2 separate regions of the Homo sapiens genome follow, and region 1 is linked to region 2. The links are chromatin loops, found by intact Hi-C in ENCODE. Cell type or tissue: dorsolateral prefrontal cortex. All regions are shown on one strand. Each heading gives the region's core, and the rest is flanking DNA. Links, peaks and the distances in the headings are about the cores only.

The links. Peaks named below come from ENCODE experiments on the same cell type or tissue, not always from the same donor. Only the 100,000 strongest peaks of a DNase experiment are listed, where the experiment ranks them.
Region 1: it touches region 2 in a loop (2.5-fold over the local background); 2 of 110 quality-filtered maps call a loop at or near these places.

Annotation. Positions count from the first base shown.
Region 1 is chr12:98,732,801-98,748,011 of GRCh38, forward strand. It overlaps ANKS1B (ankyrin repeat and sterile alpha motif domain containing 1B), which reads right to left. Exons shown (of 27, transcript NM_001352186.2): 27 at 11,174-13,049. The coding sequence ends at 12,939. APAF1 (apoptotic peptidase activating factor 1) reads left to right here. Exons shown (of 27, transcript NM_181861.2): 27 at 1-2,633. Among named protein-coding and RNA genes, the nearest start is that of APAF1, 95 kb to the left of the region's middle. In dorsolateral prefrontal cortex, for the core only: a CTCF peak has its summit at 10,749 (motif pointing left); DNase peaks (open chromatin) are centred at 9,394, 10,747, 12,090 and 13,059; H3K4me3 peaks cover 1,723 bases; H3K27ac peaks cover 7,913 bases.
Region 2 is chr12:98,936,013-98,949,796 of GRCh38, forward strand. The region is part of intron 17 of ANKS1B (ankyrin repeat and sterile alpha motif domain containing 1B); the gene reads right to left. Among named protein-coding and RNA genes, the nearest start is that of APAF1, 300 kb to the left of the region's middle. In dorsolateral prefrontal cortex, for the core only: a CTCF peak has its summit at 3,553; a DNase peak (open chromatin) is centred at 3,539.

The DNA.
Region 1 (15,211 bases), core at 7,212-15,211, 200 kb before region 2:
GAAAATGTGAATACATACCTTGTTGTACTGTTGGTAAAATTCTGTCTTGATGCATTCAAAATGGTTGACATAATTAATGAGAAGAATTTGGAAGAAATTGGTATTTTAATACTGTCTGTATTTATTACTGTTATGCAGGCTGTGCCTCAGGGTAGCAGTGGCCTGCTTTTTGAACCACACTTACCCCAAGGGGGTTTTGTTCTCCTAAATACAATCTTAGAGGTTTTTTGCACTCTTTAAATTTGCTTTAAAAATATTGTGTCTGTGTGCATAGTCTGCAGCATTTCCTTTAATTGACTCAATAAGTGAGTCTTGGATTTAGCAGGCCCCCCCACCTTTTTTTTTTGTTTTTGGAGACAGAGTCTTGCTTTGTTGCCAGGCTGGAGTGCAGTGGCGCGATCTCGGCTCACCACAATCGCTGCCTCCTGGGTTCAAGCAATTCTCCTGCCTCAGCCTCCCGAGTAGCTGGGACTACAGGTGTGCGCACATGCCAGGCTAATTTTTGTATTTTTAGTAGAGACGGGGTTTCACCATGTTGGCCGGGATGGTCTCGATCTCTTGACCTCATGATCTACCCGCCTTGGCCTCCCAAAGTGCTGAGATTACAGGCGTGAGCCACCGTGCCTGGCCAGGCCCCTTCTCTTTTAATGGAGACAGGGTCTTGCACTATCACCCAGGCTGGAGTGCAGTGGCATAATCATACCTCATTGCAGCCTCAGACTCCTGGGTTCAAGCAATCCTCCTGCCTCAGCCTCCCAAGTAGCTGAGACTACAGGCACGAGCCACCACACCCAGCTAATTTTTAAGTTTTCTTGTAGAGACAGGGTCTCACTATGTTGTCTAGGCTGGTCTTGAACTCTTGGCCTCAAGTAATCCTCCTGCCTCAGCCTCCCAAAGTGTTGGGATTGCAGATATGAGCCACTGGCCTGGCCTTCAGCAGTTCTTTTTGTGAAGTAAAACTTGTATGTTGGAAAGAGTAGATTTTATTGGTCTACCCTTTTCTCACTGTAGCTGCTGGCAGCCCTGTGCCATATCTGGACTCTAGTTGTCAGTATCTGAGTTGGACACTATTCCTGCTCCCTCTTGTTTCTTACATATCAGACTTCTTACTTGAATGAAACCTGATCTTTCCTAATCCTCACTTTTTTCTTTTTTAAAAAGCAGTTTCTCCACTGCTAAATGTTAGTCATTGAGGTGGGGCCAATTTTAATCATAAGCCTTAATAAGATTTTTCTAAGAAATGTGAAATAGAACAATTTTCATCTAATTCCATTTACTTTTAGATGAATGGCATTGTGAATGCCATTCTTTTAATGAATTTCAAGAGAATTCTCTGGTTTTCTGTGTAATTCCAGATGAGTCACTGTAACTCTAGAAGATTAACCTTCCAGCCAACCTATTTTCCTTTCCCTTGTCTCTCTCATCCTCTTTTCCTTCCTTCTTTCCTTTCTCTTCTTTTATCTCCAAGGTTAATCAGGAAAAATAGCTTTTGACAGGGGAAAAAACTCAATAACTAGCTATTTTTGACCTCCTGATCAGGAACTTTAGTTGAAGCGTAAATCTAAAGAAACATTTTCTCTGAAATATATTATTAAGGGCAATGGAGATAAATTAATAGTAGATGTGGTTCCCAGAAAATATAATCAAAATTCAAAGATTTTTTTTGTTTCTGTAACTGGAACTAAATCAAATGATTACTAGTGTTAATAGTAGATAACTTGTTTTTATTGTTGGTGCATATTAGTATAACTGTGGGGTAGGTCGGGGAGAGGGTAAGGGAATAGATCACTCAGATGTATTTTAGATAAGCTATTTAGCCTTTGATGGAATCATAAATACAGTGAATACAATCCTTTGCATTGTTAAGGAGGTTTTTTGTTTTTAAATGGTGGGTCAAGGAGCTAGTTTACAGGCTTACTGTGATTTAAGCAAATGTGAAAAGTGAAACCTTAATTTTATCAAAAGAAATTTCTGTAAATGGTATGTCTCCTTAGAATACCCAAATCATAATTTTATTTGTACACACTGTTAGGGGCTCATCTCATGTAGGCAGAGTATAAAGTATTACCTTTTGGAATTAAAAGCCACTGACTGTTATAAAGTATAACAACACACATCAGGTTTTAAAAAGCCTTGAATGGCCCTTGTCTTAAAAAGAAATTAGGAGCCAGGTGCGGTGGCACGTGCCTGTAATCCCAGCTCCTTGGGAGGCTAAGACAGGAGGATTCCTTGAGCCCTGGAGTTTGAGTCCAGCCTGGGTGACATAGCAAGACCCTGTCTTAAAAGAAAAATGGGAAGAAAGACAAGGTAACATGAAGAAAGAAGAGATACCTAGTATGATGGAGCTGCAAATTTCATGGCAGTTCATGCAGTCGGTCAAGAGGAGGATTTTGTTTTGTAGTTTGCAGATGAGCATTTCTAAAGCATTTTCCCTTGCTGTATTTTTTTGTATTATAAATTACATTGGACTTCATATATATAATTTTTTTTTACATTATATGTCTCTTGTATGTTTTGAAACTCTTGTATTTATGATATAGCTTATATGATTTTTTTGCCTTGGTATACATTTTAAAATATGAATTTAAAAAATTTTTGTAAAAATAAAATTCACAAAATTGTTTTGAAAAACATTTTTGGATTGTTTCATTCTTTGCTTGTCATTTATCTGTTGATTAGACCACTAAAGTGAAGGATTCAAGCTAAATACATCAACCTTTCTATTTAGGCTTTATCAGCTATATGTAAATTCAATTCTATCAAAATTTTCTGAGTGCCTCCTCAGTGTGTCTCTCTGATGGTTCCTGCCCGGTATGGCTGGCATGAAGAAGATCCTGTAAAAAAGAGAATTCATTTATTTATTCACTTAGTTTGTTCATGCATTTGTTTAATAAATATTGAGATGTACCATGTGCCTGGCATTGTGGTAGGTATTGGGAACACAGGAGTGAGCAAAACAAAAGTCTTGCTCTACTGCAGTTAAGGGCCAGGGAGAGGCAGAAAAAGTAAATAAGTAAAATCTATAGTGAATTTGGTGGTATGTACAAGCGGAGGGGAAGGGGTTACGGTTTTAGATGGACTGGCTCTTTCAGAAGCTGACACTTGTACAGACCTGAAAGATGTGAGGAAGTGAGCTATGCATCTGTCGGGAAACCATTCTGAAGGATACAGCAGGTGCAGACTCCAGTGGGATGGTTGGTGTATTCTGGGAGCAGCCAGACGGCCCATGTGGCTGGAGAAGGGTGAGTGTGAGGAGTCTAACAGGAGAGGCAGAGAGGAATTGGGGTAGCACCGGAGGCTGCCTCTTAGGCCACAGTAAGGACTTCACTTTTGACTCTGGGAGCCAGTGTAGGAGTTTTGAGCAGTGGTCTGATTTAAGCTTTAACGAATCACCCAGGCAGTGGGAATCAACTGAAAGGGGAACCAGTGAGAAGCTTTTGTAATCATCCGGACAAAATGAAGGTGGGCCAGACTAGGGTGGCAGCAGCAGAGCTTGTGACAAGTTGGATTCTGGACATATTTTGAAGATAAGAGTTAATAGGATTTGCTGATGGATTGGATAAAGGTTGTGAGAGAGACAAGAAAAGAATGATGCAAGGTTTTAGCCTGAGCAACTGGAAGAAGAGAGTTGCCGTCAGCTGAGATGAAGACAATGAAAGCAGCTTTGCGGACGCGGTAAGTTTGAGATGCCCGTTAACGAGACATCCAGGTGGGGATGCTGAGTAGGCGGGATGCAAGGCTCTGGAGTTCATGGGAAAGCTCCACCAGGAGGTAGAAATCTGAGAGTCATCAGTGAATTGATGGTATTTAAAATCAGAGGAGTAGATGAAATCAGCAGTGAAGTGGGTGTAGATAGAAAAGACAGGGGGCCCCAAGACTGAGTCCAGGGCAGTCTGGAGATCAGTGGGATGAGGGATAAGCCCAGGAGACTAAAAAGGACCAGCAGAGACTAAGAGTTGCAAATTAGTGTGGTAAGTACAGTGAATGCAGCAGGCATGGGCCCCTTAACGTCTTCTTGTCTGTAGTCCTTGATCAGTCTGCTCATTCACCCACCTATCTATCCTGTACTCCTTGAGCATCTGCATGCCAAGCACTGTTTTAAGCAGCAGAGGAAGCAATAAGTAAATACATTTGAGTTGTTGAGAGATCATGGGGACAACAGATGATAAGAAAACAGGACAGTATCAGCAGTTGTCTTATCTGAAAAATGAGGATCCGTTCCTCCCTCCAGATTGTTGTAGGATTTAATGAGATAAAGCTCCTGAAGCACTTATCTCATTGCCTGCACTAAGAGACCGCTCAGGGGACATTCTGCAATGCCATTTGAGCTCCCTCCTCTTTGCCTGGCAACAGCCCCAGCTGCCATCTCTGCCTCCAGTTGTGCCCTTCTGCATGATCTTTCCAGAGCACTCATCTGAATCACATTAAACTTCTCTGTTTAAACTTTGTGTTTACACTTCTGTTTAAACCCTGGACCTGCTCCAAGTTCTCTTCTGTAGCTTTGTGTACACTGTTTTCTCTATGCTGTCCTCTCACCGATTTTCTTTTCCCCGCTAACTCCCTATGTTTCACAAATTCTTTAAGATGACCCTCAAGAGCTGAAGGGCTGCCCTGCCCTCTCCTAGCATTCTCTTTTCTCTGTCATGGCTTTTGTTGTTTTGGAATTGCTTGCTTATTGAGGTCCCCAGTAAATCGTAAGCTCCTTGAAAGCCAGGACTGTATAGAGTCTAACATGAGCCTAGCATTGCAATGAGGGCCTCAGTAAACACTTGTTGGATGACTGGAATTCATCTCCTGAGTTCCATGGGATGAATTTGCCCACGTGTTCATAACACAGTCTATGTTCTTCCTTTCCATAAGGATATCATGAGGCTGTCAAATGAAGATGTAGCATATCACCAGCATTTTATCTTGCCGTTTTAGTTTGGCCTTTTTCTGTGAAACATCATTAGGGGAAAGTAAAACTTTACTTGGACAAAAGAGGTTTGCTACCAAATTATATAAAATGAATAAACATATCCCTGGAGTGTTTAAGTCAGCAAGTATGGCCATCTATTATTCCACAGACATTTTATATTATAATTTACTCACTGAACTTTAACGAAGGAGAAAATGATTTTCTAATAATTCTTAGTCTTTGAAGATTGTCACTGGAATACATTCCTTGCTCATAACCACTCCCCTTGGGACCGTGGATATACTATACAGTTATTAAAATGCCTGAATTAGAAAATCTGCTGCTCTTGGGCTATGAGTTTAACTATAGAAGAATTACTGTATATGCTCACACGAGAGGGGCAGAAGAAGGGGGTCACATTTGAGACGTAGCAGAGACCAGGCCTTTGAAGTCCTCTGGCATCAACAATGACTTGCTCCTGAGTCAAATGATGTGAGAAAACCAGAATTTGGGAAATTTTCATTTCAATTAAGATTCAGGAAAATGAGTCACTGGTGTTCTTTGTAAATTCATTTATGAGGTCAGGCCCCCAGAACTGGGAATGCTCCTTATCACATAGAAATGAATAGAAAAATCTGCCTCTGTAATTTCCATCACCCAGGGCTAGAATATGTAACTAGAGAGGGTGGTCGAGGCCTGAGTTTGGGTCTGGGGGTTCAGAGCAACCGATCAAACTGGAAAACTGAGCAGGTGAGTGGAGACTCCTGCTGTTCTGAGGAGCACACGTTCGCATTCATTCAAATGTTTATCGCCGCTCCACTCGAGGCACTGCCCAACTCTCATTTATCTTCACAGAAGTTGAGTGGATCTGCAGACTGCAGCTTCAGTTTTTAGATAGAGGAAGAACTAAACCCCAGCAGCTAATCGGTGACAAAGCCAGGGCTAGAATCCAAATCTGCTATTCTTTATAGATAGAAAGGCCAAGACTCTTAGGCTTGTAAGTCACCTGTCAGTCACAACTGGAAGTAGAATACTCCTGGGTTCAGTGGCAGATGACATCAGCCTAGGGGTCATAAGGCTTGGTTTCACTAGCTGGGGAAAGTCATCCAATAGCTTACGTGATGGTTTTGGAGATGTTCTTATATTCACCTTCAATTAGCAGTGAGCCCTTCACTAAGCCCTTCATCTTGGGCTTATTGCCCTACTTGCTGTCAATTAACCTCTGGAGACACACCAAGTCTTTTAGAAGGAAGGAAGGGAGCTACTATTTTTTGAGGGCCTTTTATGTGCCAAGCCCACAGGCTGGGCATTTTCCATACGTTATTTAACTGAATCATAACAGTGCTGCAAGGTGTTATCTCTTTCATAGGTGTGCAAACAGATGCAGAGAGGTTAGGTTTCCAGGGCCCCACAGCCAAGTGGTGGAGCTGGGTTTCTGGTCCACGGCCTTCTGTCTCCACTGGGTGACACTCCCTGTACCTTCTCATTGAAGCCCCTGGGCTAGAGGGTCCAAGAGCATCACTTCAGTTCTGCATTTCATTCGTTACTCACTTGCATCAGGACAGATGCATCACTACTAAGCTCTCGGAGAAGGCATCAGATGCTGTCTGCTCCCAAGGAGCTTCTACTTTTGGTAGTCTGCTTAACTTGTATCTGTGCCTGTAGAGATTGCTCTTTGAAAAAAGCAGCAGGAACATTCTGATAGAAGCCAATGGATGGGACAGGTGGGGGGAATGCGTTGGATTTGCCAGCACCTGGCCACTGCCCAACCTGCTCTCAATTCTCAGATGATTCAGGTATTGAGCAAGGAAGGTAGCAGAGCTACTGTTGCCTTCCCTTTGGGGAAGCCTGTTTCTACTTTGAAACTCTTAAGGGATTCATTTCAAATTAGTGGCAGGCCTTGGTTAGTGGATCTGTGTGCTGTCTTCTGCCATCTTGATTGCATCTCCCCCCTTCTCCTTTTCCTTTCATTTGAAAAAAGATGCAGCCCCTCAGAGCCTCACTTTCCTGATTTGTCAAATAGGGAACCTAATGTACAAGGCTTTTGTGGGGCTTAGAAAAAACATGTCAAGAATCTGATATAGATCTCAATAAACAGCATAATACTTATCTTTCGTCCCAGTTACAAACCCCCATTCCTGTACTGCCCAAATCTCCATGATTCACAAATTGCGACCCTGCTGCTTCTGCTCCATGGCAGACACCTAGCTCCAGGCACCCTCCTCTACCACCTCCTTCTCCTTATGGCCATTGGCTTTTAGGAGACAGACATTGCTTACTTAGCAGGAAAGCTGTCACCTGCTTTCTTTTGAACTATCCCGAACTTGATTCTCTTTGGGCGACGCATACACCCATCAAGTGGTAAAGAAGACTGGGAATGAGGGGAGAAAAGACCCTGGGCTTGTTGCTGGGGCCAGTAGCTTGGGAGTGTGGTGGTATGTGTGTGGCTTTGGCTGTCAAGTGGATCTAAGTTCAACCCTGGCTACACTGACTTTCCAGCTGTGTGACTTCAGCAAATGGGTTAATCTCCTCAAGGATTCACTTCCTAGGGAGGCTTTAAATGTCCCCGGGTGATTCCAGTGTGCAGTGGAGGTTGAGAGCCAGCGCCCTCTACTCTCACCCTTGATGCCCAACCAACTCATTGCCAGTCTCCTCCTTTAGCACAGCCCATGATGCTGCGATGTCTGCCAATGCAGCATGCCCCTTTGTGCCTGCTCTGCCCATAACATTCTCAGGAGCTTGCTGGACAGCACAGATGTTTGGTGTGCATATTAACCCAGCTGTGGGGATCTTTCCTGCTCAGGTTTGGTGGCTAATTTATAGAGCAGCTCTGTCAGGATGATCACCAATCCCTCTTACAGGCACTGCTTTCTCTGTTCAAGTGTCTCACATGTGTGTGCTTGTGTTTGCCTTTTAGCTATTACTGTGATGATTCCCAATGTAGTAGACACTGCCAGTGACCACCGCAATATCCAATCTCCCCCTTTTCCTCACTAACAACCCCTGCATTGTTGGGGGCTGCAGTGTGCTCAGCTAAAACTAACAATTGCAGCCACATTTTCCATCCTCCTACATAGGGGTGGCCAATAAGCTGTATGCAGAAGTTGTGGGGTGGAGCTTCCAGGAAAGCTCTTAAAAGTCTGCCTTATTCAGCTGGACAATGCTTCCATCCTATGGTCCTTACCATCTTTTCTAATGCCTGGAATATGTGTGTGCTGGAGGATGCTCCAGCAGCCATTTTGTGACAATGAGGCAATCTTGAGGCTAAAAGCCACTTCCAAAGGATGGCAGAGTAGAAATATAGAAGGATCTTGAGATTTCAATGATATCATAAAGCTACAATTCCAGCTCTGTACTGCCTATCTCTGAAGTTCATGTTACATGAGGGAAAATTCAACCCCTGCCTCGTTTAAGACATTGTTATTGCTGGTCTTTGCTACTAGTTCTTTAGTTCAATTCCTAACTGATACTTCCCAAAACAAACCTGGTGAATAACAGCAATTCAACAAATGTCACCGACCCCTGAATCTCTGCCTCCTCCACCCACTCACCCCAGCTACAAACACTCTTTCTTTCTCCTGATGAGTAACCGGGCATCTAGCTGTAAGGTTGCTGAAGCTTTGTGGAATCTCAGAAAGTCATAAAGCTACTGAACAAGTTCACAAACAAGTGATGCATAGACCACACCCAGCCCACAGATGAGTTCTGTGTGGCTCACACTTATTTTTTAAAACTGGGTTTGCTGCCAACACTTCAAAACCCAACGATTTTGCGTGAAAATCCAGATTTCTTAGAAAATCTGTGGACCCAGGGTCTTCCTTTCTGCCTGGCAACAATCAGCTGGAACTCAGCAGTGGTTGCCCCTGAGATGAGGCACAGCCCCATCCCCCTCACTCATGTCACCTGTATGGCTTGGAAGGCATGTGAGTTTGCAACCTGCTCAAACCCACACCCCAGAAACGGCCCGCTAAAATGGGATTTCAGAATCCACTTGTACCTTTCTTCTTTCTCAGTCTCCCCTGACTCAACACAGCACACTGGCATTGTTTTTTTCCTCTCAGACAACTCAGCATGCACTTTTGAGAATCAGAGAGAAATCCGCCTCTCAAATGTCAGAAAACAGCTGATGCTGCCTCTTACTTGGGGGCCTTTTGACTTCCCACGTGTCTTACTGCCACTTGAGAGGGAGGGCTGCAGGCAGGCAGGCTCCCTGGGGAGCAGCTGTTGGGATGCTTGATTGAGGCCCTGAGACAGCCAGAGGACAATTAAATTGGGTATTGAATATGAATTGCTTTGAATGGTTTTTATTACCACATTGTGAGCTGACTTTGGTTGTAAAATCTGACTCCATCTCTTGCTCTTACTGTGGTGATGAGACAGAACTTCAAGATGTCTTAAATAGCAGGGCTTGGAACATGCATATTAGCTCATCTGTACTCGTGAAGTCTGTCATCTGATACCCGCGCTCCTCCACTGTCTGAACCAAGTTAGGAGCCCTGATTAAACCTCCGCGGCTGCAGTCGCCACCTTCCGCCGGGGTGACCCCATTGGAGATGACAAATGAAGGATGTCTTATTTCAGCCTGATGTGTAAGTCTTCACAGCACTGGTCGTTAACTACTCTTGGAAAGTTAAATGCCCATGCAGCTTTTTTTTTTTTTTTCCCCAAACAAACATAGGTCTCTGAGGTTTTGGAGAGAAAAACAAAAACTGTTTTAATAATAATTTGTAGCTATGCTTTTTGATGAGTTGCACACTGAGTGCAATATGTTGGCTGCAGAATGACCATCTTTGCAGAAGCAACTCTAAGGAAAGTGATGCCACGCTAAGCACAGAGTGAGTTCTCAATAAGTAGACCGACTTGAGCGGAAGACAGAAACAGTTAAGTGGAGTTGGCATTTCCCTGGTTGGCACCAAGGTCTCAGGGTTATTTCGACCACAAAATTAAGTTCCAGCTCCTAGCTACTAACAGAGTCACAATATGCAGCATGGTGATGGTCAAAAGGCCTGAGCAAGTTCAAAGCGCCGTCTCTGCCGGCTTTGGAACCGGTTTCTGTGGGAAGCAGGACTCTGTTGCTGGGGCAGGCAGATGCTTGTGTCCATTTGCCTAGAGGCAGTAAATGTGGGGCTGGCTGGCTGGCTGTTGGGGAGCTAGGACTGGAATATGGGGTGGGCCAGTGGGCCTTGCTGCATGTAGACTCTGTGCTGGCTGTGTTGGCTAGTTAGTTACCCAACTTTATTTCAAAAAATGTGTTTCGAACCTTCAGATCGACTAGCCTATCTAAAAAGAGAACTTAGAAAGTTATTTTTTTTAAAAAAAGTCTTCTTCCTACGGATTTCCTGAACATGGCCATTATATTCTAATTCTCTTGAGGCTAGATCACTTATCAAATTTTCATTTCTTTTCAGAAGTAATTAGGAGTGATGCTACCTTGAATCCAGGTGTGAATTTTTATTGATTTTTGAGGATTTGGCCACGTGTTCCTTTATCCAAGCCTGTCTTCTGCTCCATCTTATCCAAACAAACATTGAACCAGCAATATTCCCAAGTATTCCAACTTGAGAAAAATCTTGTGTGTCTTGAGAAAAATCATTTCCATGACTTATTAATGAACTAACTAGGGATAATTTTCATAGGGTTCGTTAACTCAGATTTATCATAGAATACAATTTAATAAGAAACAATTAAATGGAGTAATTGAATTCAAGTCCTTTTTTGAGTAATGATGTTAGCATTCAATGACCCCCCCTGCCCATGGTTATTGAAGTTATCAATGTATCAATTTTCCCCTTGAAGAAAATCAGCTGCAAATCTCTTCGTCAATGCATGGGCCGCCTCTCATCTGCCCCCTGCAGGCCTAGCCCTTCCTTTTCCCGTCCCTGCTCTGGTCTATGGGGCTGCTGTGTGTATAGAAAAAAATGAAAGGACTGATGACCATGTAGATAATGTTTTTCCAAACATACCATCGAGGCTGTGCTACAAAAGTGATCCAGTTTGGTGGTCCTTTCTCTTTTAGAGATGCCTGTTTTGACAATTCCTCCTTACAGTCTGCTTTAATATTTAAAAGAAGGCAGTGGGGGCTTTAGGTTAAAATTAAAGTTTCAGAGGCCTGTGTATCTTTCTCAGACTGGTTGAACTTGGAACTGTGCAACTTTTCTCAACAATTTTGCCAATTAAAAAAGTCCCTTTAGCTGTAGATGCTGAGAAGGCTGGGCCTTTGGTTCTGCTCCTAAATGGGAGTGGGGAAGGTGCTCACAGAACGATGCCAAGCACCACTGCTGTACAACTTCTGTTTTATTTTTGTGTGCTTTTTTTATAGGATATAAATAATGACAAAAATTACAAAATTTATAACTGGAAGCCCAAGCTTATTTACACATATGCTTCTGTTTCAGCAAAGCTCCTATTAACTTTGCTCCTATACAATTGCCTCCTGGTACCATATTTTAGTGTTATTTAACTCTCATTTTGCTACATACATATCAACAGTGAATAGGCAAAATATATACAAGGAACTGTTCAGTTCAAGTAATTTAATATTGTATTAAAATTCTTCAACACTGAACTAAAACCGTATACATTTGTTAGTTTGAAATAAAATGTAGTTATTCTTCAAAACTCACCAACTGATGAATGTAACTGATCATCTCAGTTAGGTTTAAAATAATGTCAGTTAATAAAAAAACATTAAGACAATTCCACAATTTATCAATATCGCTATAATGAACTTCAAAATGATTCACAATATGATTGTTAGAACAATATACATTAAAATGTTATTTTTTTCTATAATGATATTGGTACTGTTTATATAATTTGATTCTACATAAATATACATTATGGTATCATACAAATACTCCACAGAGACATTAAAAAATTAAAATACCTTAAAGAAATGTAAGTAAATTTTATTTAATCAAATAGTAAGCAAACTTTTTTTTTGTTTGTCTCAAGAAAAGTTTTATTACTTTGGAATTTCTTCTTTTTTTTTTTTGTATTTATTTTTTCTAGAAAAAGAAATTTTTGCAATAGAATTTTATTAACACCTTTCTCAAACAAGGTTTCCATGACAGAAATCTTGACAGCAGGAGCACTAGATTTTTTTTTTTTTAACATGTTCTTTAAAACACTGTGAAGATTAAAAAACAATCTTGGCAGGCTGATGGCTGCGTCAGCACTTCCGGGCCTCCTGCTCTAGGGAGCATCACCAGTATTTTGCCACCACTGAGCCAGTCCTCTTGGTAGTAGCAGTAGAAATTTAATTATTTGAAATGAAACCAGAAACATCCCTCGCAACTAACCTAGTTTTCTTATCAATGCATTAATGAAACATTCTTTTAATAAAAATATTTAATACAAGACACATTTTGCTGTGCATAATAAATTCCTCTGCTTTGAATCATTCTTTCCTTTTGAACCAATCATTTGGTTGAAAGGTTTTCTTTCTCTGACATAGGTGATTACATATAAAATCCACAAATATAGAAATGGGGAAACAGAATCTCCTGGCAATCATATCACGGGAGTTGTTTTTGTCCTTTTGCATTAAACGATACTCAATGATAGAATGATTTTACAGATGCTTTGGAGGTGGGAGGGGTAGTGCTGCTCTGATTTCACCTTTAAAACTGCTGACAGTGAAAGCATACTTTTAGGCAGTATTAGAGATCCCCTTTACTTTTTTTTTTTTTTTTTTTTTTTTAAAGAAAAGGTATTATTTTCCCCAAATGAAGCAAAGCAAGTACTGGGGCGGAGTCATCAGAAATACCTTGGGAGGTGGTGGGGAGGGGAGTCGGGAGCATCAGGGAAAACCCATCTCAACTCACGCCTCTCAGGGGTTGCGACTGGAAAGTCTTGCGTTTTCCATCACTGGTGCAGAAAGAACTTCCCCAGGAATGGCCAGTGGCCTTTCGCCCGTAACAAGGCCGCACGCTCAGAGCAGTCTTCCTCCTGGGCTGGGTGGACGCGGAGGCGCGAAGGAAAGCCTGCTCCGGGACCGCTTGGCGAGCAAGGCACCGCGAGGACAGGAGGACGGCGAGTATCAGAAAATCGTGGTTTCATACTTGGTATTAATGCCCCTCTTGGCTTCTTGGCCCGGCTCCACAATCCACGGTAGATTGGCCAGAGTCTTTTGCTCAGATGGGTCGATCTGCTTTAAAACAGAAAGGCTGATGCCTGTTATACGGTCGCCGCGCGGGTGCGCGCATGCACGCGGACGCCGCTGGCGAACCCACGCGAGGCCCCTCGCCCCAGGCGCGGGGCGGCGATGCTGGTCTAGGCGGCTCGCGGGCTCGCTCTTTGGACACACATTTACCGCATACCGACTCTCTGCAGGGCACCCTGAGGGTGACGGTGAATAAGGCACAGCCCTTGCCCTTGTGAGCACACAGACGGGGAGCAGACAGAGGCGGATTTCAGTGCTGAGAGGTGAGATACGAGGGGAAGAGAGGGCACCATGTGGGCACACACACCTTGGGAGCCAGGGGGGCTTCCTGGAGGAGGTGAATCAGGCATGCCACTCCCCGGCTCTCACTCTCCAGTGGTTTCCATCACAGTCAGTCAGAACAAAACCCGAACTCCTCACCGTGACCTCCAGTACCCCTGCCCACCTGATTTTTCTGCTGCAGCCACACAGCTTCCTTGCTCTTCCTGCCCGCCAAGCCCACGCCCAGGGCCTCTGCGCTCATCATCTGCTCTGCCCGAGTTCCCTTCTCCAGACACCTGCATGCCTCATGCTCTAATGCCATTCAGGTCTCTGCTCAAATGCCACTTCCACTGGCACCTGTATTCCTAGAAGCCTTTCCTGTTTACTCCTACAAAAAGCACCCCAACTTTTCTGCTCTCCTCTTCTGCCTTATTCCTGACAATACTTATTGCCGCTATGCGTCATCACATATTTATTTGTTCATCCTCCACTGCCACGTATGCTCATGGAGGCAGGATTTTGTCTGTTTTCATCACTGCCATTTTCTCCAAAACGCAGAAAAGCTCCTGGCAACCCCGTAAATAATAGGCACACAATAAATACTTGTTGAATAAATGGTATCAAAAGAATGAGGTAATATTTAAATGGACAGCCGAAGGACCAGCAAGTATTTGCCTGAAGACAGGAGGAGGGGGCATTTGAAGTAGATGAAACAGCACATGCAGCAGTCCCAGAATAATCTATACAACAGAATGAAACACAGCCTCATCTTCCACTATATACAGAAATCAACTCAAAATGGATTAAAGACTTAGAGGGAAGACCTGAGACGATGAAAGAACTGGAAGAAAACATTGGGGAAACACTACAGGACATTGGTCTGGATAAAGATTTTTTGGGTAAAATCTCAAAAGCACAGGCAACGAAAGCAGAAAGAGACAAATGGAATTACATCAAGTGAAAAAGCTTCTGCACAGCGAAGGAAACAATCAACAAAGCGAAAAGACAACCTACAGAATGGGAGAAAATATTTGCAAAGTATCCATCTGACAAGGGATTAACAACCAGAATAAATAAGGGACTCAAATAACTCAATAGCAAAAAACAAAAATAAAAAACAAAAACAAAAACAAAACCAACTCAATCTGATTAAGTAACAGGCAATAGAACTGAACAGGCATTTCTAAAAAGACGACATACAAACGGCCAACAGGTATAGGTAAAAATGCTCAACATCACTAATCATCAGGGACATGCAAATGACAATCACAATGTGATACGATCTCACCCCCGCTACTATTGAATGGCTAGTATCAAAAAGACAAAAACTAATGGATGCTGATGAGGCTACAGAGAAAGGGAAACACTTCTACACTGTTGGTAGGAATCTAAATTAGGAAAGGCACTATGGAGAATAGCATGGAGGGTCCTCAAAAAACTAAAAATTGAGCTACCATATGTTCCAGCAACCCCACTACTGCGTATATATACAAAAGAAAAGAAATCAGTATATCAAAGAGATATCTGCACTCCCATGTTTATTGCAGAATTATTCACAGCAGCCAAGACATGGAATCAAACTAAGTGTCCATCAATGGACGAATGGGTAAAGAAAATGTGGTATATATACACAACGGAATACTATTCAGCCATAAAAAGAATGAGATCCTGTCATTTGCAGCAACATGAATGAACTGAAGGTCATTATGTTGAGTGAAATAAGCCAGACACAGAAAGACAAATATTGTATGTTCTCATATGTGGAGGCTATAAAAAGTGGATCTCATGGAGATTGAGTAGAATGGTGGTTACCAGAGGCTGGAAAGTGAAGAAGGGAGAGTAGGGATGAAGAGAGATTGGTTAATAGGTACAAAAATATGGTTAAATAG
Region 2 (13,784 bases), core at 1-8,000:
AATTTCCTAAAATGCCTTCTGCATGATGCAAGAATGATGAAATTATATGCAATGTTCAGTTCGATTTTAGTGGTTAGCACAATTTATGGTATTTTATTGTTTAGGAAAGGGAGAGTAAAGAACATCTATTGAGAGTTTATTTAGTACTCATACCAGTCTTAGGGAGTAAAAATTATCTAACCCCACTTCACTGATGAGTATGCTTCAGTAAATTGCTAAAGTTCATGGAAAGCATATTCTGTGGCAATGTTAGAATTCAAACCCAGGTCCCCTGACTCCAAAGCCAATGCTGTCTCCATACTGCCATACCACCTTCTTTAAAAATGAACAATTTGGCTGGGCATGGTGGCTCATGCCTGTAATCCCAGCACTTTGGGAGGCTGAGGTGGGCGGATCATGAGGTCAAGAGGTTGAGACCATCCTGGCCAACATGTTGAAACCTCGTCTCTACTAAAAATACAAAAATTAGCCGGGCGTGGTGGCAGTTGCCTGTAATCCCAGCTACTCAGGAGGCTGAGGCAGGAGAATCACTTGAACCCAGGAGGTGGAGGTTGCAGTGAGCCGAGATCGCACCACTGCACTCCAGCCTGGTGACAGAGTGAGACTCTGTTAAAAAAAAAAAGAACAATTAATTCTTGTGTGTACATAATAGCTCTCTGTTAACTAAGGCTATTCTATTCTTCACTTGTTTCAAATAAATATCTCCCCTACTAGATCTCAATACAGTGGTCTTAAGTCAATTTAATCCCAGTAATGTTTTATAGTCATTTTCTCAGAATTTCTCTCATGTTCAGGTAAGGATTACATAATTGAACACAAAATTTTATCTTGTCTAAGTACTTCTGACTTCACAGGGAATTGTGATAAGGAGTATAACTCAGTGGAGATGATGTGGGATGGTAGGTGGAATGCTGGCCGTGGCCTTAGTAGTGATCTTAGTCCTTCCCCTGCTTTAAGTCCCTGTGTGACCCAGTGAGTTACTCTGTATCTTTAGGTCTTAGTTTTCTTACTATTTGCTCTATCTACCTCATGGGAGTTCTGTGAAGAGTAGATTAACTCACTTTTCCAACTCTCCCTATCTGTAGTTGTCTCAAAGTGGAGAATGCATACTCCAGGGATGAGCAGGATGGTTCATTCGGGTAGAGGAGGATGACATCAAGGAACACTTATAGGTGCTTTAAAATTTGTTCTTTTAAAATTTACGTTTTTAGCATATGTTTTATAATGTATGGACATAGCATTACATTTATGAAAACCATAAACACACAAACATATATTGGAGATATGTGCTTTTTTTTTAATTAATAGGGGTAGGTGATAAAAATGTCGAGGGCCTGGTGGCCTCCAGGATAAAGTCCAAATTCTTTAGTATGGCATTTATGTCCTCTGGGGACCCTCCAGCTTCATTTCCTCCCCCATTGCTTCTCCTTCTACTTAATGAACTGAACATACTAGTATGTTTTGTAGCTTCACTGTCTTTGCTTATACTACTCTTTTTGCCAGAGACTCCTGAAACCTCTCTCAGCCTCCCACCTTCCACTTGAAAGACTAATTTCTCAAGACTCAGCAAAGGAGTTATCTCCTGAATAAGCCCTTTCCTGAACCTCTCAGGTATGCCAGATCACTCCTTCCTTGGGCTTCCACTGTACTGTACACATGCCACCTATAAGCTGTGTGGAAGTGTGCTTGTTTGATTTCATTTACTAGTCTGTAGATCTCTGTATTACTCTACACTGCTATAAAGATACTATCTGAAACTGGGCAATTTATGAAGAAAAGAGGTTTAATTGACTCAAAGTTCCAAATGGCTGGGGAGGCCTCAGGAAATGTACAATCACAGTGGAAGGTGAAGCAGAAGCAAGGCACATCTTACATGGCAGCAGGAGAGAGAGAGAGAGAGAGTGCAGGGGAAACTGGCAATTTTAAACCATCAGATCTTGTGAGAACTCCCTCACGATCACTAGAGCAGCATGGGGGAAACTGCCCCCATGATCCAATCACCTCTTACCAGGTTCTTCCCTTGACATGTGGGGATTACAATTCGAGATGATATTTGGGTGGGGACACAGAGCCAAACCATATTAAGGGCAACTGCCATGGCTTCTTAAATCTTTTTTGTTTTAGAACCTAAAATGGTCCCTGGTATGTATTTCATAAATATTGATTAGCTATGCAAATAGCAAATAAGCTCTGAGAGTACTATAGCATGTTAAAATCTCCAGGCAAATGTTAATAGTTATTATTATTAACCTACGTTAAATTCTCATAGGTTTCAGTGGAATATCTTTATTAAAAATCTTAATCAAGTGACGTGAGCAAAACAATCCTAATTGACACCTGTAGACACTGGTTTTCAACCCCGGGAGCTTTCAAAAATATCAGTGCCCAGGCTCTGCTCATAGGGGTTTTGATTCAATTGGTATGGGATATGGGTCAGGCATCTGTGGTTTTTAAAAGCTCCCCAGATGATTTTCATGTGCAGGCAGGGCTGAGAACCATTGTTTCAAATGTCATGGATAGGAAAAGAAAGGTGCTTGGGAAAACCTAAGGCAGAGTGCTCTTCCTGAAAATGCAACTGCAGTTGTGAAAGCTTCTGTCTTTGTAAGGTTAAGATGTGTCCTTGGGGGAAGACACACACACACAAATTGCAGTTATTTATTGAGACCAGACTACTAAGTCACTTCGATGAAAACTTGAGAGCTTAAGACTCGCCAGCATGGGCTAAGAATAGATCACATTGCAGAAACCAGAACAGTTTCTTGGAAGGAATGGCTGAAGACATTGACAAAGGCTGAGCAGAGGATGAAATTGGGAAGTCACCCATCAACTATGGGGGTTGGGCAACGTGAAAATGTGCTTACCATTTGCAATGAAATGGAAAAGGCCTTGGTGAGAAGGCAGTGGAGATTAATGATAATAAGTCATGTTGAGTTTTAACAAGATAACATACAGGATAACAAAAAGGCAAAAGTTTATTAAGTCAGATCCTGATTTTGCAACTAACACCTTTTTTCCTCCCTCTCTTTTTCACCTTGAGACTGTTACAGATAGCTGAGTAAGGTGCCAAATTAGACTCGAACTGCATCTCAGGGTGAAAACTGTGAGTGAGCATCAGCTAATGTTATCCTAAAGTGTATGGAATTACAAGTTTCTATGAAGATGTTTTTGAGAAACCTTATTAGGATTAGTGCGTATGTTGTCAACATTGGATTTTCTAGAGAATCAGAGTGAATATAGCTGGTACATAAGCATTGTTAATTTGCATCATGGATATCAAAGCCTTCTTGATAGAAATTACCTATTTGCACTGCATACTAATTTGGGCATTGCTGCTCTGGAATTGATAAAAGTTTAGCCTATAAATTGGCTGAAGTTCCTTTTGTGCTAAGAAAGAATTTGCTAAGCAGATGCATAATGTGCCATTGGCCATTGCGGTTAATTTTTTTAAGAGAATAAATATTTCCAAGCACTTAAGTGCCATGTGTTACAAATCACACCACTCAGGGACTAGTTGAGGCTTCTTTTTTCCTTGAAGTCGGGCAGGCAGGACCTCTAGTGGCAATGGCTAGTTAGCAGTTAGATTTAGTGCTAATGTTTTAGAAAGTACAAACTGCACTTCTTTTAAATTCTGGTTGATAGACTTCAGGTTGATATTCCCCCCAATAATTTAAGCTTTGCACATTCTAATTCCCTGGTGTTCAAATTGTCACAAGTTCTTGCTGTGTACATATTTCTTGGAGGAACACTTTTAAAGAAAATGGCTTCAAAGATTCCCAGGCAAAGTGGACACCTGGACCTGTAAAAGGAACGCTGCCCCTAAGATGTGGAAAGAGGCCAACAAATGTTTTAATTGGTTCTTGACTTCAGTACTACTGACTTTTTCTCACATGGCACACTGATGCCCCTAAATACCCATTTGTCCTCTGAATTTGGTCTTTCAAACAAGGGTGAGAGATGATTTTGAGAGTGAGAAGAGAGCTGTTCTACTGGGGAAAAGGGCACAGGGAGGGAGTTTTGACAGGTATTTGTGGTGGCCACAGCCAGTGATAAAGCAAACACTGCAGCTGAGTTCAGGCCCCACTGTGAACGGGCCTGCAGTTACATCTCACTCCTCTCTTCTGTCAGTTGGGTCCCATGGGGTCCACTGGCAGGACCCACTCCAGGCAGGTGTCCCTGAGCCTCTCCTAACCACCTCTTTCTCCTCCATGTCTTTGCTCTCTATGTGGCGGGGGCAAGAGGGGAGCAAAGGGCAGTAGTGGCTTGTGTGCAGGCAGCCAGATGGGAGCCTGACCTTGGGTCACAGGCACACGAAAGGCACAGCCTACTGATGCACTATTTGGCCTGTGCTGTGAGGAGGGGGGTGCAGAGGGAGAGAGGAAGAGAGAAGAAAACTCCTTTCTTCTATCTCTAACCTAGGCATCTAGTGCATTTCAGTCCTGAATTCTTTCAGGGCTCAGCTGAAACTGTTACTTCAGAACCCTTCCCTGATCAAGGTCAGGCCTTCCACGGGCTTTTTGTAGCTTCCTGTGCTTGTCTCTACCAGCACTTATTATTATTACCATGAATTACTTGTGTAAATATTTATTATCTGTGTCAGTGGATGATAAGCTTCATGAGAGCAGAGATTGGTGTCTGTACTATTTATTTTTGTATTCTTATGCAGGAGGCCTGAGACAAAGTGCTAAATAAATATTTGTTGAATGAGTGAGTGAGGCAACAAATGAATCAATGAGATACACAAGAACATATGTATAAGAATGTTCTTTGGAAATAACCTAGAGTCTAGCAAGAGGGAAACAAATCATGGAGATCCATTTGTTTGAATATGTCATTGAAAGGCATATCTCAAAAAATATTTACTAACATTGAAAAATTCTCAGAATGTAAGGTTAAGAGAAAAAAGTAGGGACACAAAAATTGACATATGGTATGATTCCTTTTTCTTTTTTTGACATAAAGAAAATACAGAGAATTCTTACTATTCATGGTAGTTATATTCTATAAGGTCACTACAAACACTGAATTGCAAATACTGAATGATTGCACCTAGGGGAAATACAGAGTTAGGCTCCTGCAAGCCTCTGGTCACAATATTTTTGTCAACTGATCAATTTATAACCTTGTTTTATATGTGTTTCTGTTTAAAGACACCTTCTTTTAATATATATTATTGATTACTTAACATTGAAATCATGACCAACAGCACTGTCACTTATGCCTGAAAGAAGCTTATCTAATAACACACGTATTTTCTCAAGACACATCACAGTCTTGCTATGCTTTGGACACCAGACAGTGCTTCAGCTCCATGCTGCAGGCGATTTTAAACCACAAGACCACTAACAAAAAGCATATAAATATGAAAAATATAGCACTAAGTAGATCTTAGAAAAGATACTTGTTTACAGTATGAGAGCTGAAACAAGAAGGAGAGGCATCACCTTGTTTGACTTCGCCTGGGCATGTATGCATCAGCCAACTCAACCTTTTTGCTGCTCTGAGCATGTGCATGCCCACAAATAACTGAAATGCACTGTGAGTATTGATTTGCGGTTACAATTCAATTTTAGCAAGTAGGGGAATTTGCAAATACAAAATCTGTGACTAATGAAGATTGACTGTATGTCCTTAAAACAAAAAAAATCTCAGGGCAAATCTGCCCCTCGTGGTAGCGGGACTATGGTGACATAAACATTTAAAGATGTATCCTTTTCTTTAATTCCTCAAATTTCTAAAATTAACTTGTATTATTGTATAAGTAGGAAAATAAATATTATTTTTCTTTTATTAGGAAATGGCAAAATGTGATGGGCAGAATATATATAGAGAAAGGGTAGCAAAAATTTCTTTGGCCAGCTGTGGCACAGTAAGTTTAAACGTAAACAGCCAAAACTGTCAGTAGAGTAGTTTCAAAAACATATTGAGCCATAACTTTGAAATATATTTTGAGCCGGGCACAGTGGCTCACGCCTGTAATCCCAGAACTTTGGGAGGCTGAGGCGGGTAGATTGCAAGGTCAAGAGTTTGAGACTAGCCTGGCCAACATGGTGAAACCTCACCTCTATCAAAAATACAAAAATTAGCCGGGCATGGTGGTATGTGCCTGTAATCCCAGCTACTCGGAAGGCTGAGACAGGAGAATCACTTGAACCCAGGAGGCAGAGGTTGCAGTGAGCTGAGATCGCGCCACTGTACTCCAGCCTGGGTGACAGAGTGAGACCCTGTCTTGGTGGGAGGTGGGGGAGCGGGGGGAGGGGGAAGAAAAAAAGAAAGATATTTTGAATTCTCTCTTATATGACTTTTGTGAATGGCCAAAGTATCATTCTGTAGTCAGGAACAGGCTGACTTTTTGAGCCAGGGCTTCAAGCTGAACAGGAGAAAGAGACATAAGCATGAACAAGACCTATCTCTGCAAGCAGAGGTCAGCCACTTGACAAAGGCAGTGCAAAGGGGATGGCTTTCTCCGGAAATCCCTCGCTTCAGCTACTCATCCTCCACCTCCTGCCAAGTCTAGGTTAGGTTCCCCTCAGCAGAATGTCCTTCTCTGTTCTAGCACTCCCCACACTGTGTTGTCATTACCTGTATATGTCTGTGTTCCCAACTAGACTTTAAGCTCTATGAGGGCAAGGGCTGAATGTAGCTTGCTCACTATTGAATTACATTGCCTGACACATTGCTTTGCACGCAGTGAGGGTGAAGTAAATATTTGTTCAATATATAACGGAATGATTATGCATCAAACACCCCAACTGATAGCGACTCCTGTGAGAATCGTCCTCTTTAAATATAAGTCGGTGTCAGAAACAACGCCAAACCTCAAAAAAGAATATTGAAGAGTTCAAATGAGAAAATTCAAACACCCCAACAGACAGTGCCTCCTGTCAGAATCGTCCTCTTTAAATACGAAGCTCAGTGTCGGAAACAACACCAAATACAAGAATAGTGAGGAGTTCAAATGAGAAAATTTCAGTCTTAAAAAATAGACAAGATTTCATATACTCAGGCAAAAAGAGATAGAAATAAGAATCTGCCTACGTGTGAAAGGCAAATACAATTCCTGTTTCCTTTATCTTCTTACGATTGTACACCCTGTTCAACCATCTTTGGGCTTGTGATTACTGGGTAGTACACTGCTATTTCTTGAAGTGTCCATAAACACAGATAGCAGAGCTCAATTCCTGAAATGTGCTCCTGTTTGATAAGGTGGATTGGACTGGATCTTGTTCAGCCTTTAATCTACTTCCTTAAGCATCTGAGGATGTTCCAAACTCAAGGCTATTTCAGTACCTTTGTATTTGCAATGTATGATGCTTTAAAATGATAACTGTATTAACTTTCTATGGCCTTTATAACAAATTGCTGCAAACCTAATGGCTTAAAACATTGTAAATTTATTATCTTATAGTTCTATTTATCAGATATTTGCCCAGATCTTACTGGACAAAGATTAAGGTGTTGGCAGGGTACATTCTCTTCTGGAGGCTCTAGGAGAGAGTCCATTTCCTTGCATGTTTCATCTGTAGAAGGGGGGCTGCTTTCATTGTCTTGTGCCCACCTTCCTCCATCTTCAAGACCATCAGGCTGAGTTCTTCCCATGCTACCATCTCTCTGGTTCCCTCTTTTCATTCCCCCTTCCACTTTCAAAGACCTTTGTGTGATTAAGCCCAGCAAAATAATCCAGAATAAAAAATCTTATTTTAAGGCCAACCGTTTGGCAACCTTAATTCCATCTGCAACTTTAACCCACCTTTGCCGTCTACCCTAATATATTCACAAATTCTGGGGAGTGGGATGTAGACATCTTTGGGAGTTGATATAGTTTGGATGTTTGACTACTCCAAATCTCATGTTGAAATGTAATCTCCAGCGTTGCAGGTAGGACCTCCTGGGAGGTGTTGGGTTATTGGGGTGGATCCCTCGTGAATGGCTTAGCGCCATCCCCTTGGTGATGAATGAGTTCTCAGTCTATTAGTTCACACAAATGGGGGTTGTTTAAAAGAGCCTGGGCTGGGCACGGTGGCTCATGCCTGTAATTCCAGCACTCTGGGAGGCCGAGGCGGTTGGAACAACTGAGGTCAGGAATTTGAGACCAGCCTGGCCAACATGGTGAAACTCCATCTCTACTACAAATACAAAAACTAGCTGGGTGTGGGGGCACGTGCCTGTAATCCCAGCTACTGGGGAGGCTGAGGCAGGAGAATCGCTTGAACCCGGGAGGCAGAGGTTGCAGTGAGCTGAGATCACACCATTGCACTCCAGCCTGGGTGACAAGAGCGAAACTCCACCTCACAAAAAAAAAAAAAAAAAAAGCCTAGCATCTCTCTTGCCACATGACACGCTGGCTCCTTTTCACCTTCTGCCATGATTGAAAGCTTCCTGAGGCCCTCACCAGAAGCAGATGCTGGCGCCATGCTTCCTGTATAGCTTTAGAACCATAAGCCAAAATAAATCTCTTTTCTTAATAAGTTACTCAGCCTCAGGCATTCCTTTAGAGCAATGCAAATGGAAGAACACAGGGGCAATTGCTCTGCCTACCAAAATAAATGTACACACTATTATATATGCATACAAACTAGGAAATATAGTCATTTATATTTATCAGGATTCAAAATATCATGTCCCTATCCCAACTGTCTACTGTCTGTCCCCTCACTGCCCCTGAAAAAAAGAAAAATATCCTAAGATGCAAACACTCAAACCATGGAATGAAATACTCTTGGAGATAAAAAAGTCAAATACTTCTCTTGCTATGCGGATTTAAGAGAAACATCTCCACAGTATCAGTTGTGTGGGAGTTTATGTGTAGGAATCTAACTGCTCATGAGTTATCTCCATGAAGTCCCGCTCACAGTATGAATAGATGGGATCCTGTTATAATCTGCTTACTGTTTGCCTTGCAGTTGTGCATATAAATTATGTCTAAACCCTTTTCTTCTTAATCATTCTTCTTTCAGAAATTTTGTTTATCTTTCTAATTTGATTAGACAAGGCTCTCCTATCCCCCACTGCTTTTTTAACAGCACAGAGATAGCAGGAGGATTGATCAGTGACTGGAGATCCACAGGGGTGATAAGCTTTTCTGTATATTTATGTAGAAGGCAAAACACAGCAGAATGAGAAATATCAGATTCCAGATTTCATGTCCCATATGTCCCCATCCAACCCTGTATCATGCATTAAACAAATAAAAAGTAACAGAAGGGCCCAGCATGTTGGCTTCTGCCTATAATCCCAGTACTTTGGGAGATCGAGATGGGCAGATCACTTGAGCTCAGGAGTTCGAGACCAGCCTCGGCAACATGGTGAAACCCCATCTCTACAAAAATACAAAAATTAGGCGGGCGTAGTGGTGTGCACCTGTTGCCCCAGCTACTTGGGAGGCTGAGGTAGAAGGATTGCCTGAGCCCGGAAGGTGGAGTTTGCAGTGAGCTGAGATTGTGTCAATGCACACCAGCCTGGGCAGCAGAGCCAGACCCTGTCTCAACAAACAAACAAAAAAAAAAAAAAAAAAAAAAAAAAAAAGGGAGAGAGAGAGAGGAAATAAGTAACAGAACTAGCAGCATTTCATATTCCAGCTACCTTTTCCCCATTTACAAACTCCTGAGTCTGAAACATTTGTTATATTTGGTTTTGAGTGAAACCAGAATCAATAACAAATTTGTTTTGCATTCATTCCTCAATATATTTACTGCGTGAATATGGATCAGCAGGGATGGTGTGAGACTGCCACACTCAAGCTGGGCGTTTGTGCAATCCACATCAACACTTCCAATACTCTCAAGCAAGGCCAATAAATCATAAAGCTCATGTGCTACTGAATTCAGCACTTCACCATCGGCAAAATCAATGGAGATGCTTCCAGAATTTTCAGTTTTACAGCTTCTTGAACAAATCTTTTCCCCTAGTCCCTCTCTTTGTCTGTCTGGCTAAGGTTGAGGCATGGACACTGGGTTTGCCTCCTCTCCATCCACCTTCTCCATCCCCTTTTGAGAAATGACCACGTGGTTGAGGTCGATCTTGTAGTCAAGCCAATTGTGGTTTTTCCATCCCTATTCCCAGTGAGGCAACTTGTTGCATGTCATTCCCCTGGCAACCAAGACTGGTTCAGTTTGGGTTGATTCGATGCTAGCAGAAGTTTTTTGGGGCTTCTAGGTAAAGCGTCCTCATCCTTAAGTGAAAGTCTCAAAGAGTCATCTTTCCCCATCCCAAACTGATTCTAGAACTTCTGCAGGCATCTTATTATAGATCTGATGAAGTAACTGTCCTAGAAGAATCACAGGGAGGTGGAGCTCCTTCCCTATCCCTGCACTCACCTCTCCAGTTATGCAGGAATATATGCATTATTCTTTTGTTTGTTTAATCCTGTTTGAGTTGGAGTTTTTTGTTATATTTCCTCATTCATTCAACAAATAATTACAACTGTCTGCTGTGTACAGGCACTGCTTTAAGCAATGTGGATTAAAAGAACAAAAAGGGTTCCTGCCTTCCAGTAGGAAGAGTTTAAAAAGCAAATAATAAATCTAATAAATCAGGAAACTCAACAAGAACAAGATAAAGAACTAGAGAGTGACAGGAGCTATTGGGGGAAAGATGAGAGCAGCTGACTAATTTTAAATAGGGTGGTCAGGTTTCACCTCATTGAAAAATGTGATTTGGCTCACACTTGGAATCCCAGCACTTTGGGAGGCTGAGGCAGGAGGATTGCTTGAGCCTAGGAGTTCAAGACCAGCCTGGGAAACATAGCGATACCTTATCTCTACTGAAAAAAGCAAAAAAGAAAGTACAGGCATGGTGGCACACACCTGTAGTCCTAGCTACTCAGGAGGCTGAGGCAGGAGGACCACTTGAGCCCAGGAGTTCGAGACGGCAGTGAGCTATGATTGAGCCACTGCACTCCAGCCTGGGTGACAAAGCAAGATCTTTTCTCAAAAAAAAAAAAAAAAAAAAAAAAAAAAGTGTGTTTTGAGTAGACTTTTGAGTGAATGAGCATTTGTGGATATTTGGAGAAGAGTTTTCTAGGCAGAGGATACTGCCAACACAAATTCCCTAAGTTGGAAGCTTGCTTGGGAATGTGAGAGGAGAAAGGAGTGGTGGGAGTGAAGTGAGGGAGGGCAGGGGTTAACAGGGAGCCCTGTGGGTCTTTTAGCCCAGTGCAGAAGCATTTTGTTTGGCTTTGACTCTGATTCAAATGGGGAACCACAGAAGGCTTTTGAGTAGAGTGAAAAAGATCACTCTAGCTACTGTGTTGGGAAAGGATTTTGGAGCAGTAAAGGAAGGTGCAGGGAGCTGACTTAGAAGGCCACAGTCCCATGCCAGGCTGGAGATGCTGCAGCAGTGGTCCAGGGTTGTAGTGATGAAGGTGGTGAGCAGTGGTTTGGATTCTGGATATGTTCTGAAGGCAGAGCCAACAGGATTTCCTGAGTATAGGGGAATGTGGGAGAAAAGCAAGGAGTCAAGGATGACTCCAGCTGAAAGCAACCTAAATCATTAACTCTCAAATTTACCTGACTTGATTATCAGCTATTTACAACTCATGAATGTTACATACCATGGAGAAGTCCAACCCAAACACAGGGTTCACACGCAAACCAGTAATTTGATATTGAGGGCTCTACATGTTCCATTAATCACATCCCCCTACTTAAAATATTTTCCTTGGCTGCCTTTTAAGAATAAAGTTATTTTCCATAGTCTTTGAGAGTTAACTCAGGTAGGACCGAAGTGATGACCGTTCTGTCCTCTGCAGCAACGCCATTGCCCTTTATCCTTGTTGTGATGTGGTTTTCCTGTGTCTTCTGCTGCTAGATGTGATGACGATATCCCTCCTTTGTTGATGGACTCAGCATCTGTACATGGGATATTTTGACTCCAATTTTCCTGATGCATCATCCTAATTGTCTGGTAGTTACTGACTGTCACTTACCAACCGGTGTGAGATATTCTTCAGCTCTTCATCAGGAACAGAATTACAGCCTCTATCTTTAGAAATGATATATGCTGAGGATTATTCATGTTTGTAATTACAAATCTAGCAGAAGTGCAATTATTAAAAAAAAAACCCTTGGAAAGGACATTTTGTTGTATAACGCAGAACCTGCTGTTAGCCTCTTGTGCTGGTATTACTTTTGTTGCTGTAATTGCCACCTGCATTTCAGTTGTAATTTAACATTATCTGTCTTCTCTGTATCTTTCTACCTGATTGTAATTGTTAGGACTCCTGCCATTTATTCTTAAATACTTTCTTGTCTTTCTGAATTACTGGGCTATTTTCTATGATTATAACCTAAGAAACAGCTGCAGCAACCCTTGTTGCATTGTAAAAACTTCAGAGGGCTGGTTTATCTCTAGTTTAAAACCAGTGAAGCAAACAGTGGGGGGACCTTCGGAGGTCATTCACATAAAACCATCATTTTAAGAATGAAGAAACTGAAGCTTTTGAGTGATTAACTAAGTTGCTCATGATCATTTACATTCTTATTGTTATGCTGTACTCTGGAGTAGCAAGTATGGATATATATTCAGAGATAGGATCTTTTAAGTCCTAGCACTTTGCAATTTATGCTGATTAACCAACGACCTGCCAAACAGAGCTCAAGATGGGAAGGGAAGCGACACTAAATCCTTTTTTTGAGCCAGATACTGCTAGGTGCTTTGTATCATGGACCACATTGATATGCACAATAATCTGATGAGGTAGGAATAATTATGCCAATTTCTCTCTCTCTCTCTCTCTCTCTGTCTCTCACACACCCACACCCCCCCCCACACACACACATGCTGGGATTTTTGGGAGATTAAGCAACAGGCTCAAGAGCACACGGGTAGTAACTCTCAAATAGTAAGAACTGCTTGACTTTCCACCCTTTCTCTTTCTACCAAATCAGGAACAGAATAATGGATATCTTCCAAAGGGGTGAGATATGAGCATGAGCTACTTTTTTTTTTTTTTTTTTTTTTTGAGATGGAGTCTTGCTCTGTCGCCCAGGCTGGAGTGCAGTGGCGTGATCTCGGCTCACTGCAACCTCCCTCTCCTGGGTTCAAGGGATTCTCCTGCCTCAGCCTCCCAAGTAGCTGGGACTACAGGCACGTGCCAACACACCCAGCTAATTTTTTGTATTTTTAGTAGAGTCAGGGTTTCACTGTGTTAGCCAGGACGGTCTCGATCTCCTGACCTCGTGATCTGCCCGCCTTGGCCTCCCAAAGTGCTGGGATTACAGGCACGAGCCACCGCACACGGCCAGGTATGAGCTACTTTTAAGGCAGTTGGAAGCCCAAAGAGCTTGGGAAACCATGAAGACTAGGCCTCACAACTGCAGTTTTCTCAGGCCTATGCAGCTGCCTCCATCCTTTTGCTCTGAGCAAAACTGGACCTAGTTAAGCAATGTTGCCCAACTGTTAAAAAAGGAAGCTCAAAACTAGGAGGTAGGATGCCAGATAATTTGTTTAAATTTTTGATCTTTAAAATCTTGACTCTTTGAGCTTGTTTTGAGCCTCATTGGTCCAAAGTGGCTCAATCTGACTGAGGAAGGGGTTGGAGGAGGAAGGAATGTAAAAATGAAAGATCGGTGGGAAAAGGATACTGCCTTAGGTTGTCTGTAGGTAAATAAAGGTTTGACTCTATAAAAACTCTCTTCCTGAAATAATCAAGAATGCTTCACATCAGAAGCATCAATTAAATGGCTGCCTTCTTTTTGTTAATTCTTTAGTCTTTAGCTATTTCTGCTGTTGCTGCAGAGGCAGAGAGATGGTGAAAGAATCAACCTCAGGAAATAGTATGGAGGTCA